2 separate regions of the Homo sapiens genome follow, and region 1 is linked to region 2. Evidence: read pairs that join two places in POLR2A ChIA-PET (ENCODE). Cell type or tissue: Caco-2. All regions are shown on one strand. Each heading gives the region's core, and the rest is flanking DNA. Links, peaks and the distances in the headings are about the cores only.

Region 1 (5,803 bases), core at 229-5,228, 140 kb after region 2:
TTCCTTCCTCCACTGAACTCTTGTTTGTTTGTTTGTTTGTTTTAAGACAGTCTCGCTCTGTCACCTAGGCTGGAGTGCAGTGGCACGATCTCAGCTCACTGCAACCTCTACTTCCCAGGTTTGAGCGATTCTCATATTTCAGCCACCCCCATTCGCAGGTTGTAGGTGGACATATCTTTTTTTTTTTTGAGACAGGGTCTTGCTCTGCCTTAGGCTAGAGTGCAGTGGTGCCATCTTGGCTCACTGCAGCCTTGAACTCCTGGGCTCAAGTGATCCTCTCTCCTCAGCCTCCTGAGTAGCTGAGACTACAGGTATGTAGCACCATGACCAGCTAATTTTTAAAAAATAGAGATGAGGTCTTGCTATGTTCCTCAGGCTGGTCTCAAACTTCTGGGCTCAAGTGATCCTCCCACCTCAGCCTCCTAAAGTGTTGAGATTACAGGCATGAGCCACTATGCCTGGCCTTCCACATACATTTTAGAATCAATGTATGAGTCACCCCATCCCCCCACCTCTTGCCCAAATCCCTTGGGATTCTGGTTGAAATCCTAATGATTTTAAAGATTACTATGGAGATGACTGACTATTTTATTTTATTTTATTATTTTATTTTTGAGATGGAGTTTCACTCTTGTTGCCCAGGCTGGAGTTCAGTGGCACAATCTCGGTTCACTGCAACCTCTGCCTCCTGGGTTCAAATGATTCCCCTGCCTTAGCCTCCCGAGTAGCTGGGATTACAGGTGCCCACCACCACACCCAGCTAATTTTTGCATTTTTAATAAAGACAGGGTTTCACCATGTTGGCCAGGCTGATCTCGAACTCCTGACCTCAGGTGATCCACCCACCTCAGGCTCCCAAAGTGGTAGGATTACAGGCGTGAGCCACCGCACCTGGCCACAACTGACATTTTATTTTTATTTTATTTATTTATTTATTTATTTATTTATTTATTTATTTATTTTTGACACAGAGTCTCACTCTGTCGCCCAGGCTGGAGTGCAGTGGTGCGATCTCAGCTCACTGAACCTCCGGGTTCAAGCAATTCTCCTGCCTCAGCCACCTGAGTAGCTGGGATTACAGGCGTGTGCCACCATGCCTGGCTAATTTTTGTGTTTTCAGTAGAGATGGGGTTTCACCATGTTGGTCAGGCTGGTCTCGAATTCCTGACCTCAGGTGATCTGCCGCCTTGGCCTCCCAAAGTGCTGGGATTACAGGCGTGAGCCACCATGCCTAGCCTATTTATTTACTTTTTTGAGACAGAGTCTCACCTTGTTGGCCAGGCTGGAGTGCAGTGGCATAATCTCGGCTCACTGCAACCTCCACCTCCCGGGCTCAAGCAATTCTCCTGCCTCAGCCTCCCGAGTAGCTGGGATTACAGGCGTGTGGCACCACACCTGGCTAATTTTTATATTTTTAGTAGAGACGGGGTTTTGCCTTGTTGGCCAGGCTGGTCTCAAACTCCTGACCTCAGGTGATCCGCCTACCTTGGCCTCCCAAAGTCCTGGGATTACAGGTGTGAGCCACTGCGCCTGGCCACAACTGACATTTTAAAGACATGTCAGGCCATCCATGAACTGGTGATGTCTCTCCATTTATTCAGGACTTCTTTTATGTCCTTTAATAGAAAAGAGGTGGCGGGGTGTGGTGGCTCACGCCTGTAATCCCAGCACTTTGGGAGGCCGAGGTGGGCGGATCACCTGAGGTCGAGAGGTGGAGACCAGCCTGACCAACATGGAGAAACCCCGTCTCTACTAAAAATACAAAAATTAGCTGGGTGTGGTGGTGCATGCCTGTAATTCCAGCTACTTGGGAGGCTGAGGCAGGAGAATCGCTTGAACCCAGGAGGCAGATGTTGTGGTGAGCTGAGATTGCGCCATTGCACTCCAGCCTGGGTGACAAAAGTGAAACTCCATCTCAAAAAAAAAAAAAAAAAAAGGAAGAAGGTTTTGTGCACTATTTGTTCGAGTAATTAGAGGGGGAAGAGCATGCTACAATTCATAAACGACACCTTTTTATAGATCCCCTCTCCTCAGAGTCCTATTATCTATATTTTGCAGGAAAGGGAACTGAGGCTGAGAAGGGTAAAGGAACCTCCGCAAGGATACACAGTAGTGACAGGGCTGAGACTAGGTCCCCCAGCCCAGCCCCTGGTATGCATGTGTCTTGCATACTGGGAACCACCCACCAGCCCAGTAAAGGCCTAAGTGGACAGATCTGTCGCCATTCTATCTCCCCCTGACAAAGCTAGGCAGGGAACATACCGGGGGCCGGCCCACAGTTAATCGCTTTATTTTAAGCTCTGCATGAAGAGAGACACGGCACAGATATACAGAAAAATGATGAGGAGACAGGTCGTCTTGAGCTGCTGTGCGAGGGCCTGCTTGGATGAAGATTTCAAGGCCACCTTGCTTGTCCTACTGCTCCAGAACCTGGTGCTAAGAGATATGTTGGTGGCCCCATAGCCACAGCCTTCTTCTCCCTCGCTGGCATCCTTGACCCCAACCACTATGCACAGGCTCATGGAGGCTGGTGAGAGCCTACTCATGGTGGCCAGGTCAGGTCCGGGGAAGTGCTGGCTGAAAGGGATGGTGGTCGCTGGGAGGATAGTGGTGACTGCATCCAGGTCTGTGGAGGCTGCCCGGCACAGCCTGGCCCTCTCCAGGGGTTGAAGGCCACAGCCCCGCATGGCCTAGGCCACCCGTCCCATGGCCACCCACAGCCTGTCCAGGCAGCAGGCCAGCAGGGACATGGCCATGTGCTATAGCACGGCCTGCAGCAGCAGCTCCAACACCTTGCTGTTATCGTGGCGGAAGCCCACCAGGCTGTAGTAGGCCCAATGGGCCATGGAGAACACGGCTAGGCCGGCCTCCCACCACAGGTGTTGCAGGAGTCGTGAGATGCAGCGGCAGGCTCCATGGATCAGGGTGATGAACAGCTGTAGGTTCCAGATCCGCACAACAGTCAGCTGCTGCCACAAGGCCCGCTGGCCAGCCAGCATCACCTCCATGCACAGTCTCCAGGACAGGATGAGGATGAGACCTCCACCCACTGGCAGGCTGCTGCACCACAGGATGCAGGCGCCCAGCATGGAGACCGAGAGCCAGTGGGAGGCTGGATTTGCCATCTCCGCCTGCAGCCCCAGCAGGGATGCACAGAAGTTCACCAGGCCTAGGCCACACAGCAGCAGGAACGGAAGCAGGATCTGCCAGACCTCCCTGCCCAGCCAGCTCCCATTCTGTGGGGCATTTCCCCCACAGCTCCTCGTGGAGAAGCACAGCAAGGGGCCTTCACGACCCAAAGGCTGTGTACCCAGGCTCCTGCCCCAGGGACATGAGGCTGCACTCACGCCCCAAGCTCATATTAGCTGACCCTCTGGACCAAACATCCTGTCACCTGGGCAGGGTAGTTTTGCAGTGATCAATGACAGCACAAAAGATCAGGATATGAACTTATGTCAAAGAGAGGGCATAATTGCTTTGTCCATAATGGGCAATGCAGGCAGCCATTGAGAATGCAGCTGTAGGCTGGGCACAGTGGCTCATGCCTGTAATCCTAGCACTTTGGGAGGCAGAGGCGGGCGGATCACCTGATATCAGGAGTTTGAGACTAGTCTGGCCAACATGGCAAAACCCCATCTCTACTAAAAGTACAAAAATTAGTCAAGCGTGCTGGCGGGTGTCTGTAATCCCAGCTACTCAGGAGGCTGAGACAGGAGAATCGCTTGAATCTGGGAGGTGGAGGTTGCAGTGAGCTGAGATTGCGCCATTGCACTCCAGCCTGGGCAACAAGAGCAAAACTCTATCTCAAAAAATAATAATAAGTCAGGCGCAGTGGCTCACACCTGTAATCTCAGCACTTTGGGAGGCCGAGGCGGGTGGATCACTTGAGGTCAGGAGTTCGAGACCAGCCTATCCAACATAGCAAAACCCAGTCTCTACTAAAAATACAAAAATTAGCTGGACGTGGTGGTGGGCACCTGTAATCCCAGCTACTCGGGAGGCTGAGGCAGGAGAATCACTTGCAAACGGGAGGCGGAGGTTGCAGTGAGCTGAGATTGTGCCATTGCACTCCAGCCTGGGCAACAAGAGCAAAACTCTGTCTCAAAAATAAAGAAAGAAAGAAAATGCAGCTGTAATGTCCTCGTTTGGGTCCACTATTTTCATGCCCTCATCTGACAAATGCGACTCAGCATCTTCTCTATGCTAGGCTCTGCCTCCAGGCAGAGCACATGGGGAGGAGACATATGCTTTGCCAACATGAAGCCCCCAGGCTAGTGGGGGAACACAGACCTTTAAACACCATCAAGGCAAAACTGTCCCACCCAACTCCTCTCTTGCCCTCCTGCTTCCTCCATTCTCCTCCTCCTCAAGTCCTCCTAATCTTCCACAAAAGTTAGAGTACACCTTGGGTTTTACCTGGCAGCAGAGACCATCTGCCCTTCAGGTATGTGAGCAAAATCTTGGAGTCTTTTCTGCTGCTTACTACAAGTTCCGTTTTGAAAAAAAAAAAATTCGATGGGGGACTCTTTGTAAATAAAGTTAACCCATTTCTTTTCAGACTCTGGATTTGATTTTTGCATTAAACTGGCAGTCAGTGATCATATCATTCAACCCACTCGTTTTAAAAGGCCTCTTGTAAACAGCTCACACGGATCAGCATGTCGCTGTGAGTTCTTTGGTCTGCACTGAGCGTACACGGCCATTGTGTGTTCACTGTGGGCTGATGTTCCAGGCATCATCGGCTGTACTACCCTGGCCCCCTTGAGGAGGACCCCTGGGGAGAAATGTCTTTCAAGCCTTATTTCAGGAACAGCAGACTCCTTCTGGCCACTGGTTTGCTTTTATCATGTGGATATTGTGAACCATGTTTAGCCATATTCATCGTTTTTATTTGGCTACACAGAAACTCTGAACCAAATGAGAGGACCACCTCTGGCACAAACACAGAGATCCATAATGTGTATTTTAGATGTGATCCCACTTCCGGCTTCCTCTTATATCCCTCCATCATGCCCTTACCTTTTTTTTTTTTTTTTTTTTTTGAGACGGCGTCTCACTGTGTCACCGAGGCTGGAATGCAGTGGCGCAATCTTGGCTCACTGCAACCTCCACCTCCCGGGTTCAAGCGATTCTCCTGCCTCAGCCTCCTGAGTTAGTTGGGATTACAGGCGTGCGCCACCATGCCAGGCTAATTTTTGTATTTTTAGTAGAGATGGGGTTTCACCATGTTGGTCAGTCTGGTCTCAAACTCCTGACCTCATGATCCACCCGCCTTGGCCTCCCAAAGTGCTGGGATTACAGGCGTGAGCCACCGTACCTGGCCATGTCCTTACTTTTACCCTGATGAATTACATATGTCTTGATATGTAGCCTTACATCTGTACTTGAAAGGAGAAAGGATATAGTTAACCCCATAAATGAATCCATCCCTACACATATAAATCAAACTCTTCCTTCTAAAATAACAACACATACCCAATATCCAAAATGGGCATCCTGATTCCCATACTCGCTACTTCCTGTCCCACCCACCCTGACTCATACAAATAGTTTCCAGAGCCTGTCCAGTCTCAACATCTGATTTATCCCCTTTCCTTCCTTCCTTCCCTTCCTTCCTTCTCTTCCCTTCCTTCCTTTCTTTTCTTTTCTTTTTTCTTTCCTTTCCTTTCTTTCCTTCCTTCCTTCCTCCCTCCCTCTCTCTCTTTTCTTTCCTTCCCTTCTTTCTTTCCTTCTCTCTCTCCCTCTTTCTTTCTCTCTTTCCTTCCTTCCTTCCCTCTCTCTCTGTTTCCTCCTCCTCCTCGTC
Region 2 (5,803 bases), core at 481-5,480:
CCATTCAGGACATCAGCTCCTCATCCCCAGAGGCTCATTCCATAATGTTTTTGTTTTTGTTTTTTAGAGACGAGACCTATGTTACCCAGGCTGTATGTGAATTCCTGGACTCAAGCAATCCTCCCATCTCAGCCTCGTGAGTAGTTGGGACAAGTCTCACACCACCATACCCAGCTTAATTTAATTTGAATTTTAATAGCTGCATGCTCTAGTGGTTCCTACGTTAGACTGTGCAGTTTAGACTGAACGGAGAGGGCAGGAGGCAGGGAGTCAACCGGGTCCATCGTGCCAGCACCGCTGGAGAGATGGGGCTGCACTGAGGGAGGACCCTCATGGGGACAGTCACAGAGCTGGAGCAAGGGAGCATCCCAGGGCGCCAAGCCTGAGAGACGGCCCGTGATGAAGGGGAGGGCCAGGGGCGGGGCAGTGGTGAGCTGATGCCAAGGTCTTGGCTGAGAGAGGCTCATAGAGCATTGGTTAACTACAGGAGGGAGGGATGCAGCTCTGGGGGGCTGCCTGACACCAGGGTGCAGGGGCATTAGGCAGGTGATTGGCAGAAGGAGACCTCGGGAGGGGAGGTGGGCTAAAGGTGGGCCTCAGGGCCCGATACACAGATGTACAGACACATCCCATGGACTGGTCCCATGGGCACTGAGGACAGCTCTTTCCCAGCCAGGTCCCTGGAACTCCCCTCCAGGTGCCCCAGGACCTGAGAGAGAGGTGGAGTGAAGGGGGAGAGAAAACAAAGCCCAGGGACTCGCCCCCAAAAAACACAATCAAGAAGATGCTCCCAGCTTTTCAATTTCAGACACTGAGCTCCTCGCAAGATTTTGTTGGAAGGAAAGCTTCTACAGTTAAAAAAAAAAAAAAAAAAAAAAGCCTGGCAAGCCCTGCTGTGAATTCATCCCTCACTCCACACCAGCAGGGAGATGGAGGCCCTGAGGAGGGGGTGATTGGTGAAGGCCGCACCACAAGCAGAACCCAGGCCTCTCTGACTCCAGGAAGGCAGGGGCGCTGGGCTGGGGCTTTTCCATCTCGGATCCTCAGTCCCCAGTCCAGGCAGAGAGGGACCTTATCAGGGAGCAGAGGGCGGATGTCCCAGCCGGGGCTAGTGGTGCATATGCACATTTCAGGAGGGCCCGAGGGCTCTGACTGCCTCTTACACACAAAGCCTGGAATGGAGAGATGTAAACTTGGCCTGGGGGAACAGGCCAGGCCAGAAGTGAGCAGTGGCTCCTGCCCGAAGCACCCAGAGCAAATATTCAGTGAATGTTTGGGATTAGCCAGAGGAATGAGTACTGCTGGTGGCATTTCAGGCACAGGGCTCTTTATCTCTCAGGGAGAGGAAAAGGGTCCCCTCTGCAGGGCCACACATGACCACAGACCTGCTGTGTGCAGAGCCAGGAGGCAGTGGGAGCCCGTGAGGGCTGGGCCAGTGTGCAGGGAAGGTGCTTGGGGCTGTGAGAGGGTTGGGGGTGATGTGAAGACTGTAGCACTACTGGCCTCGCTTCATTCCACCCCCACAGGCACACAGGGCCTCAAACTCGCAGCTGGCAAGTGACAGCAGCAGAGTCCACACCCACCTGCGGCCTTGGGGCTTCTCAGAGTTTCAGGGGCAAAGTCCAGGCTGCTGCCTTCAGCCTTGCCCAAGGCAAGGGTCCCTCTCACCCCCACTGCCATCAGGACCCCATGGGCCTGCCATTTTCAGGTCACAGGGCTCTCCAGCTCTGGTAGATGATCGGATTCGCTGCCCAGGAAAGCTGCATCTGCCCATCCTGCCAACCTCCTAAGCCCCTCACCAGCCTGAAACCATGTGAGCACCCCGGTGGCACACTGCAAGGCCAGGCTGAAATTATGTTTCCCAGAGCCCAGAGTTCCCTGCAAGGCCAAGGGTACCCAGGGCAGCCCTTCCCACCACTACCCAACTCCAACAGGAACGGGTCACCCTGGACAGTGCGCCGTGTCTGGGTCTCCTGCAGCTTAAAGGAGGCTCAAGGTCCAAAAAGTCAGGAAAACTCCAAGGTGAGGCCCAGACTCCAGGAGGCTCCGGAGGCCCTGGATCCTGACCCACACTGCAGAACCTTGCCCTGATCTACCCTGGAGCTGGCACTCCACATCCATCTGCCCCCTGCCCACACACCTCCATCCAGGCTGCCCTCCTCATCCATCCCCCCTCCTCCCCTTAACTTCCATCCCCCCACCCCCATTATTTTCCCCTAGCCCCGATCACCCGGAACTTGGAGACAAGCAAGCGAGGGGTCCCATGCCACCTGCACCACCTCCTTGGGGAGTTTGTTTGCTGCTGTCTGCCTGATCCTGGCCTCCAGCTAGCCTGGCCTGGCCACAGGCCCAGGGATCCCCAAGCCCCTGTGTCCACAGCTTCCCCTTGCCAGCCTGTAATCATGTAGGGGGTGCTATAGTCTGAAAAATGTGTCCCCCAACGTTCACATGTAGGAAATTTAATCCCCAGTGCAGTGGTGTTGAGGTGTGGACTTTAAGAGGTGATTAGGCCGTGAGGGCTCCACCCTCATGGAGGAATTTATGCTGCTATTGTAGGAGTGGGTTAGTTATTGTTCCTGATAACAGCATGGGCTCAAAGTGGGTTAGTTATCGTGTTCCTGATAACTGCATGCGGTCAGCCCTGCCCGTCTCCATGTGTGGATACTTCTGCCCTTCTGCCATGGGATGACGCAGCATGAGGGCCCTCGCCATATGCTAGCTCCTCGACCCTGGACTTCCCAGCCTCCAGATCCGTGAGAAAGTTCTGCTGTTTACAGACCACCCAGTCTCAGGTATTCTGTGGTAGCAGCACACACAGGACTAAGGAGGGGAATGAGAGGACAGCACATCTGAGGCCTCCCCGAGAGCCGCCCTCTGACGGGGCTGTGCTCAGTATCTTAGCTGTTCTCTAATCTCGTGTGGACATCCGCCTCCCACTGCTATTTCACAGAGGAGAAAACCGAAGTTCAGTGAGTCAAACTGACAAGCCCTGGCCCTCCCTGTGAGTGACATGCATCCAACCCTTCCCTGTGGCCCACACTCCCCAAGACTCCAGCCCGCATTGCAGCTGCCCGACCCCTGCCTGGGCCCCTCCCAGCCATTGCCGCCTCCTTCCCTCACCGGCCCATACCTGCCTTGAGGCACAGTGTCTAGTCCCCTCTGCCTGGCTTTCAAGGCTCTATGGCAGCAGTTTCCTCCCTAGAGGCTGAGCCCAGGTGTCAGTTAGATGACTGCAGGAGGAACTAACCTTGTCCCGCCAGATGCTGGCCCTGCCCTCCATCTGGGCTGGTTTCCTGGCTCCACCTCTTTCCAGCTAGGTCACCTCACCTCTCCAGCCTCAGTCTCCTCCTTTGTGAAACAGGTAACCAGGCAGCAGTGAGGGGCAGCCCCACCCTCCCAGAGCCACTCCTAGGTGCCAGGTGCTTGAGGAGGTAGGGACACTGTGGTTTTACAGGTGGAGAGCCTGTCAGGGCCAAGCGCTCAGTAAAAAGCAGGTCCATCTCTTGTGAGCCTCGCCTTGCTCCCTCTCTGTGTGGGAGGGTTCCCGAGAACTGCACCCCGACTCCCAGAGGGGCTACTGGACATTCTCAGTGGGACGAGGATAGGGAACCAAGGAACACTATATGCATGGAAGAGCTCAGAAATACACTCTCGGCACGGCGGGACCCCGAGTCTCTGACAAAGTACCGGGCAGGGACAGGGCGGGGGTCAGGGAGCCTGAACCCACACTGCCTCTCCTGCAAGGGGGCTCAGGAGTCCATAGCCTTTTGGAGGGAGTTGGGTCTCTCTGGGAGTGGGGGCAGAGGCTGGATTCTGCCCACAGGAGACGGCCAGACAGCTATTGTACTGCTGGCTCCAAGCCCAAGGGTCCACCCTTAGCAAGGCATTCATTCCTCAGTGTGCAGAACACCCCTCTTGAGGGTGAAGACAGAAATCACACCCTACCCTGGAAGGAGGCTGAGCCCAGAGCTTTGAGCATTCCTGCTGCCGGGGAGCTTTATACAAAAAGCCCCACCCTCCAATACCTCGCCCTCTAGGGACTCCTCCCTCTTCCTAGCCCTTGCCTTCCCTGGGGGGCTGCCCTCAGCCCAGCCTGCTCAGGAGTTCCCCCACGCTATCCCCTAAGCCTGGAGAGGAATTTCCTGTTTGCTTGTCTTGCTCAGGGTGGTGGCTGACCACAGAGAACAGTGCAATAGCATCCAGTGAAAGAATGAGTGAATGAGTACCGTGTCGCTCTGCCCCTCTGCCCCTGTGCCTCGTGTCTCTGTGTGTCAGATTGTGTGGCACCTGCCCTGGAGGGCTGCCGAAAGGCCCTCATGGGAAGAATAGAACCGATGCCCTGTGTGGTGTGGGGGACAGGGGGACTCCCAAGGGCACAGGGCCTTGCCATCTCTGCAGAGGAAGGCCGGCAAGGACTGATGGCCGGAAGGGCGGGGGTAGGAGTGGGGGCTGGGAGGGCGAAGGAAGGAGGAACGGAGAGGAGGTTGGAGTGGGGTGAGGGCAGTGGGAAGGGGCTGCTCAAGCCTGTAATTATTAATTGGGCAGATGATTAATTATTAACAAAGCTTCAGGTTAGAGGAAGGAAGGAACACAGCTTCTTCTAATTCATCAATAGGCCCCTGTTGCCAGCCCCTCCGCAAAGGCTTAAGAGCTTCCGTGCTTACGGGACCCACTGAGGCCAATGGGATAAATCCTCGAGACCCCCATACTTCGGGCTTTCAGCTCCCTACCCACCTCCCAGCCCACTCAGCCTTACAGGCCCGAACAAACTGCCCCAGACCATCTGGACAAGAGAAGGGAAGGAGCCAGCTCTGCCCTGCCCTGGCTTCCAAGGTCAGAATGCCCCTGCCCCCACCCCCAGGGCTCCCAGAGATGTGGTGCCTCCCAGGCAGAGGGGCAGCCAGAGCCTTTGGTCTGAGTGGGGGTGGCCATCGTCAGATAACAAAGGAGGCCCAGGAAAAGCCGGGCAGGAGGGGGCTGGGCTGAGTGCTTCTGCCTCTGTGAGAGGGCTCTCCTGGACCCTGGGCTGTCCTGGGTGCCCACCCCCAATCTCTCAGGAGTCAGCGTGGGGCGAGGGCTGCTTTGGGGCCATAGCTCTCTGGAGTCTAGACTCAAAAGGGGCTGGATTCAAATCCTGCCCTTTCCAAACCCTCCTCCGTGATCTTGGGCAGGTCACTGAATACCCTGGGCCTCGGTGCCTCTATCAGCAATGTGAGGCCATCCCAACCCCGAGGGGATTAAAACGGATAACATCCAGAGTCTTGACACAGGCCAGTCCTCTGAGCTGGGTGCGGCCTCACCACATGCCCGGCAGAGGGGCAGGAAAGCCTGCAGGCCCCGTTCCCCCAAATGCTCCCAGGATGGACCTCTCTCTGCCTCCTCTGCCACCCCGAGGTCCTCACTAGCTTCCCTCCTGCCTCTGCAGCAGCCAGAGTCACCGCAAATTCCCCATCAGGCCACATCTCCCTGCTCAAGCCCTCCCATGGCCCTGTCACACTAAGAATTAAAACCCCAACTCCTCTGCGTGCCATGGACCCTGGCCATCTGATGCCTGCGTTTCTGCTGACCTTGCCTCCCTTGTCCCCCAGGCTCCAGCCACACTCCCCACCTTCCTGTCTCCTACACTCTTCAGGCATGGCCCCATTCCAGGGTCCTCGCACTGGCTGATCCCTCCGCCTGGAACGCCCTTCCTCAGGTCCCTGCATGCTCTGATGCCACTCGTCAGACAGGGGCCCCTGAGCAGCTGGCTGAAGTGCTGCCCCCGCCCGCAAGCCCTCTCTCCAGGCTGTCCCCCCAGCGCTCA

The links. Peaks named below come from ENCODE experiments on the same cell type or tissue, not always from the same donor. Only the 100,000 strongest peaks of a DNase experiment are listed, where the experiment ranks them.
Region 1: POLR2A ChIA-PET joins it to region 2 with 6 read pairs; 10 of 35 experiments call an interaction of 5 or more read pairs at or near these places.

What each region holds. Positions count from the first base shown.
Region 1 is chr22:39,325,451-39,331,253 of GRCh38, reverse strand. No RefSeq gene overlaps it. Among named protein-coding and RNA genes, the nearest start is that of RPL3, 8.7 kb to the right of the region's middle. RefSeq lists a silencer at 2,856-3,150. In Caco-2, for the core only: no CTCF peak of the experiment used is centred there; no DNase peak of the experiment used is centred there.
Region 2 is chr22:39,470,204-39,476,006 of GRCh38, reverse strand. The region is part of intron 1 of MGAT3 (beta-1,4-mannosyl-glycoprotein 4-beta-N-acetylglucosaminyltransferase); the gene reads right to left. MGAT3-AS1 (MGAT3 antisense RNA 1) reads left to right here. Exons shown (of 2, transcript NR_126469.1): 2 at 68-200. Among named protein-coding and RNA genes, the nearest start is that of MGAT3-AS1, 3.7 kb to the left of the region's middle. RefSeq lists enhancers at 1,199-2,128, 4,920-5,803 and a silencer at 2,294-2,651. In Caco-2, for the core only: no CTCF peak of the experiment used is centred there; DNase peaks (open chromatin) are centred at 1,416, 1,436, 3,146, 4,066 and 4 weaker places; H3K4me3 peaks cover 2,777 bases.